Regions from separate parts of the Mus musculus genome. Here region 2 is linked to region 1. The links are chromatin loops, found by intact Hi-C in ENCODE. Cell type or tissue: gastrocnemius. All regions are shown on one strand. Links, peaks and the distances in the headings refer to the core of each region. The heading gives the core; the rest is flanking DNA. Region 1 holds the start of Atp6v1e1 (ATPase, H+ transporting, lysosomal V1 subunit E1). Region 2 has its middle 43 kb from the start of 1700072O05Rik.

Region 1 (2,835 bases), core at 336-2,835:
AGTTAGGACTGGAACTCAAGCAAGCCAGTAAGGAACATCCCTCCATGGCCTCTGTATCAGCTCCTGCTTCCTGACCCGCTTGAGTTCCAGTTCTGACCTCCTTTGGTGACAAACATCAGTGTGTAAATGTAAGCTGAATAAACTCTTTCCTCCCCAACTTGCTTCTTGGTCATGATGTTTGTGCAGGAAGAGAAACCCTGACTAAGACAATAACTATTTATGATTTATTATCAATATTTGACTTGTAAGTCTAATTTATATCCATGTAACACTATAGGTAATATAAAACTGACATTCTTTTTTGTTTGTTTGTTTGTTTGTTTTTGAGACAGGTTTTCTCTGTATAGTCCTGGCTGTCCTGGAACTCACTCTGTAGACCAGGCTGGCCTCGAACTCAGAAATCTACCTGCCTCTGCCTCCCAAGTGCGCCACCACCACCCGGCAAACCTGTCATTCTTTAAAAAGAGTTAGGGATGGAAAAGTTTAAACCCTGAACTCAAACTGCACATTGGAGTGGTCTGTTAGGCCCTGTATACATACCCAGTCCAAATGCTATGTTTTCACACAACTCTTTTTTTTTTTAAAGATTTATTTTATTATTATATGTAAGTACACTGTAGCTGTCTTCAGACACACCAGAAGAGGGCATCAGATCTCATTACAGATGGTTGTGAGCCACCATGTGGTTGCTGGGATTCGAACTCAGGAACTTTGGAAGGGCAGTCAGTGCTCTTAACCACTAAGCCATCTCTCCAGCCCTTCACACAATTCTTATTTAATAATAAATATTGAAGGGCTTATTTATATTAATGCTAAATCTGTTAGGGGTTTTGTTTTTGTTCTTTTAAAATGTATATGGATGCTTGCCTGTATGCCTGGTGCCCATGGAAGCCATTGGATCTCCCTGAACTGGAGTAACAGTTGTAAGCTGCCATAGGGGTGCTGAAGATTAAACTTGAGCCCTCTCGACGAGGGTGCTCTTAATCCCTGAGCCCTGTTTTTAGCCCTATGGCTTGGGTTTAAATAAAAACTATTATTTAATCTCTAGTCCAGGCAGGACTCAAATTTCCAGGCTTGATGTGGAACTTATGATTTTCCAGGGGCCATCTGAATGTGGGGATTGCAAGAATGCCTCGCCGCACACCAGCTCATGGATAGACCAACACTTTGCATGTGTTATGCAAGCATTCTGTCAACTGAGCTATGTCACAAGCAGTGAGTAGATCTTTATGTGTTTATTTGAGACAAAGTTTCTCTATGTAGCCCTGGCTATCCTGGAACTCACTGTTAACCAAGCCTGGTTTACTCACCCTGTAGACTCTGGCCTCTAACAAAGAGATCCACCTGTCTCTACCTCCTAAGGGCTGGGATTAAAGGCATGCCTCCCACGCAATGCTTTTATTTATTTATTTTATTTTATTACATTTTATTTTTGGTTTTGAGTGCTGAGTAAATTATGTAAACTGTTTACCGGGGTCTTAACCTGGTACGTGTCTGTAATCTTTTTTTTTTTAAGGTTTATTTATTTATTTTATGTGAATACACTGTCGTTGTCTTCAGACAGACCAGGAGAGGGCATGCGTGGGATACCATTAAGGAGGGATGTGAGCTACTTTGTGGTTACAGGCAGTGCTCTTAACCACTGAGCCATCTCTCCGGTCCCTTGTCCATAATCTTAACACTTAGCAGATGGAGGCAGGAAACTCAGGAGTTCAAACCTTTTGTTTGTAAACAAACAAACAACTCAACTGTTTTACTAAAACAACCGCTGAAGAAGTATAAATAATTCTGATTAAAGTCTGATACAAAAATCCCTAGTCGGGTGGTGGTGGAGCACATCTTTAATCCCAGCACTCGGGAGGCAGAGGCAGGAGGATGTCTGTGAGTTCAAGGCAGCTGGTCTATGAAGTCAGTTTCAAGACGGCCACATCTACACAGAGAAATCCTGTCTCGAAAAAGAGAAAAAAAAAAAAAGGAAGGAAGAAAAGAAACAAAGGAAGGAAGGAAGGAAGGAAGGAAGGAAGGAAGGAAGGAAGGAAGGAAGAGAAAAGGAGGGAGGGAGGGAAGGAGGGAGGGAATCCCTAAAGCTCTCTCAAGTCTCTGAAGTATTTTGTCCTTGCCAAGCAGTCACGAGTCAGTTTAAAAAAAAAAAAAAAAAAAGAGTCGCTCTGCGCATGCGCCTGGGAAAGGGCGGAGCCAAGGCAGAACTTCCGCGGGCACAGTTCTCGATCTATTGGTTGAGAAGGCTACGGCCCCTTGGTCACCAAGCCGGAACCGGAAGCGGGGTTTATAAAGTAAAGGAAGCTGGACCTCCCAGGGTTTTCGTCTCAGGTTTGCTCCGCCGCCACTTTGAACCCAGATTCGAAGCTGTCCCCTGGCCGGACTTTGCCTTCGCCATGGCGCTCAGCGATGCAGATGTACAGAAGCAGGTGAGGGCCAGGTTGGGTGTAGCGCAGCCGCAGTGCCGTCCGGAGGACAGTGTTGACGTTTGCTTTGCAGAGCAGGGTCTTCGGGTGGCCTGCGTTCATCGGGCGAGCCTGGCGGACCGCCGACACTCGGGCGCGGGTAGTGTGTGCCGGGATGGTTCGCAGACCCAGGGGAGTGAGAGGGCCTTGCACCGCATCTCACGTGACTGCTGGTCTCCTGCTTCCACTTGCCTGTCACAGAGCCCGCAGCTGACTGCCTCCCATCTCGCCAGCCCCCCTTTTTCTGGCGTTTCCACGCTTAATCCGGAAGAGTTTTGTGCAGAGGTTAAAAGTATTTTGTTTTTGTTTTCCCTGAAGCGCTATTTCACTATAGTACAGGAAAGAGACTGAGGGGAAAGAGCAGCTTGCG
Region 2 (2,909 bases), core at 188-2,687, 230 kb after region 1:
TCTGTTGTGCTTTGAGATAGAAGGGGGTCTCATAATGTAGCAAGGCTGGCCTTCCAGTTTCTGATCCTCCTACACCAGCCTTGGTGTTTTTGTTAAGGTGTCTGAGTTAGGATGTCTTTTGAGTGCAGGAACTTGACCGGTGATTCGGTGTTGGATGCATTCTGGTTCTGGCTAATTCTCTTAACACCAACTTCTTAGAGTAGTCAGGGGTCAGAGGTTGAAACTGGCTCCAGGCTGACCTAAACTCACAGTAACCCTCCTGCCTCAGTCTCCCATATTCTGGGATTATGGGCACGAGGTCTTCCTGACCCCATTTAACTGCACCTTCCTCTCCCCTTCTGTGCCCATTTTCTTGCATTCTAGCTTTTTTCTTTGTGTGCCATCCTTTCTCTCTGTGACTGTGCTTCCATGTTTAGCGCTGTCCACTCCTACCATACCATAAGCACCCCCTGAGCAGGGGTGGATGTGTTTATGCCAGCTGGCTTCATGGTCATGGATTCATTCTGCCCTGGGATCCCCTCTATCCCAACCTTGACTGTTTGGTACTTGGTGTTCCTGGGTGGGGCTGTCAGGAATGTTCTGGAACAAAGCCTCACCAGGTGAATGCTACTGGAGACTCCCTGTGATTCATCTCTGCTTGGCTTTCAGTAGGAGGGTGATGCAAACAACAGACCTTAGGGCCTTTGCTGATCCAGAGCAGAGGGAGGGGCAGGTGACTTGTGAGGCCAGGGATGGCAGAGTAAGGGATATTCCAGGGAGAACGACTACTCCTCTCTGCCTCCTCCCATTCTCCTTGGAAATACACCTGAAATGCCTGTCCCTGCTGAAGGTTACCTAGGAAAAGAGGAAAAGGTTACCTCGCCAAACTGCTAAGGTGTGTGATTGGCTGATGCCCAGTGTCAGATGTCTTCCAGCCCTAGATCTGGGGAACAATGCAAGTGGCAGATGTCTGCCCCCAAGCCTCCAGGATACAGGTGGCATCTCCCACCATGGCCTGTGTATGATGCCTCACAGGGTGGAGGGCTCTGCCACGGAAAGAAGGGATGGCTGCCCCAGAAGGAAGAAAGGGACAGAGCTTGAACGAGTGTCTCAGAAAGTGCAGAGATTAAATTTCTCTCTCTGGGAATTTGGAATCCCAGCTCTGGGTAAATGGGGTGCTGCCCTCCTCTGGATGGAGTTGGTACCCCTGTATTCCCCTTTTCCCTACCCTGCCTGGTGGGCAGGCATTTGGTGTTTTTTCCCTAGGTAGAATGCAAGAGCACTTTGCATTTATAAAACTTCAGACTAGGGCTGTGGATGTAGCTCATCTTCAGAGTCTCGTCTAGCATGGGACACAGCCCTGTGTTTGGTTGTTAGCCCAGTGTAAATCAAGTGTGGTGGTGCACACCTTCAATCCCAACACTCTGTAGATGTTAACATTTCCTCTAGGCTCCGCCCAACAGTTACCTAGCAACAGCCACCAGGTAGGCACCTGCTAGTTACTGCTGCTCTCTCCATCTTTCCTTTTCTTCCCTCCCTTCCTTTCTCCCTCCCTCCCTCCTTTCCTGCCCCCCTCCCTCCCTCTCTTCCTCCCTTTTCTCTGTACCCACCCTTTCCTTCTCACCAATAAACCTTTATATTACATCTATTTCCTCAGGGGGATACCTTGGCCAGGGCCCCCAAGGTGCACCGCATCACCATCGCCACTGCCGCAGTTTTAAAATACATATAACAGAAGTTGCAGGCAGGAAGATGAGGAGTTCAAAGAAATCCTAAGTTTATTAGTCAGGGTTTTCAAGAGGAACCGAACTAATGGGCTACATACATACTACATACATACGTACATACTTAACAATAGCAGAATCATACCAGGGAGCTGGGAATGTGGTAGTTCCTAGATTCTTTTTTTTTTTTTTTTTGATTTTTCGAGACAGGGTTTCTCTGCGTAGCCCTGGCTGTCCTGGAACTCACTCTGTAGACCAGGCTGGCCTCGAACTCAGAAATCCACCTGCCTCTGCCTCCCAAGTGCTGGGATTAAAGGCGTGCGCCACCACGCCCGGCCAGTTCCTAGATTCTTGAGGCTGCCTTAGCAGTTAGAGTGGTCGGTCCCACCATGACTGTTTGTCACAGGGATGGGTGGGGGTGAGGGGAATTGAAAAGTAGAAGAGGCAATCGGTTGTTGGTCAGTCCACAGGCTGAACCCCACTCCCCCAGTAATCCCAATCTGGTATAAAAAGCCGAGAAGTTTCCCAGCAAGCCATTGGTCCCTAGTCCAAAAAGAAAGCTTGGAGACTGGTTCTGCTATCAGTGAGGGCTCAGCAGCAGCATTGGGGCAGATCAGCCCAGCAGCAAGATGGGAGGCCAAGCTTGCCAAAGGAGTGATCTTCCCTCTGCCACACTCTTCTTATCTGCTTGAAGGTGAAGCCCACATCCAGGAGGGTCCACGGAAGTCAGCCAAGGCAGTCAGCACAGTTCTATGGGCCATTGGAATTTGTGGCAGGTTGATATTCCAACCAGCCATAATACCCAGCTACTTAGGAGACCAGCCCAGGACATATGAAACCCTGTCTCAAAACCAAATACTACCAACCAGTCTAAACATCTTCAAATCACAACATTTGTGACTCAGGGAGTACAAGTCAATGACGGGCAAGGTTTCATACCCAGCGCTAAACAAACAAAGCATCAAATCCCAGGACCATTGGATAGGTGAGACCCAAGAGAAGGAACCAAGAGAAGGAAGGAAATGAGGTCATCGTTAAAGAAATGTTCATTTTTCTCAGAAAACCATGACAACTGGAAAAGCAAAATGTCAACCACACAGCAGGGAAGCACAGTCACCCAGACTTTGGGTCAGAGGTCCTGGAGGTCAGAGAACATGGCCACACAAGGAGGGAGGCAGCCACTCCCAGGCTTTCTGGGATGACATT

Evidence for each region. A loop is a pair of places that touch in the nucleus more often than their neighbours do. Peaks named below come from ENCODE experiments on the same cell type or tissue, not always from the same donor. Only the 100,000 strongest peaks of a DNase experiment are listed, where the experiment ranks them.
Region 2: a loop joins it to region 1, with 2.1 times the contacts of the local background. A loop is called at or near these places in 1 of 42 quality-filtered maps.

What each region holds. Positions count from the first base shown.
Region 1 is chr6:120,822,182-120,825,016 of GRCm38, reverse strand. Atp6v1e1 (ATPase, H+ transporting, lysosomal V1 subunit E1) reads left to right here and starts at 2,319. Exons shown (of 9, transcript NM_007510.3): 1 at 2,319-2,429. The coding sequence starts at 2,397. It overlaps Gm38889 (a long non-coding RNA gene), which reads left to right. Exons shown (of 3, transcript XR_869411.3): 3 at 1,101-1,209. In gastrocnemius, for the core only: a CTCF peak has its summit at 1,559 (motif pointing right); DNase peaks (open chromatin) are centred at 1,623 and 2,240; H3K4me3 peaks cover 1,347 bases; H3K27ac peaks cover 1,927 bases.
Region 2 is chr6:120,596,352-120,599,260 of GRCm38, reverse strand. No RefSeq gene overlaps it. Among named protein-coding and RNA genes, the nearest start is that of 1700072O05Rik, 43 kb to the right of the region's middle. In gastrocnemius, for the core only: a CTCF peak has its summit at 1,162 (motif pointing left); no DNase peak of the experiment used is centred there.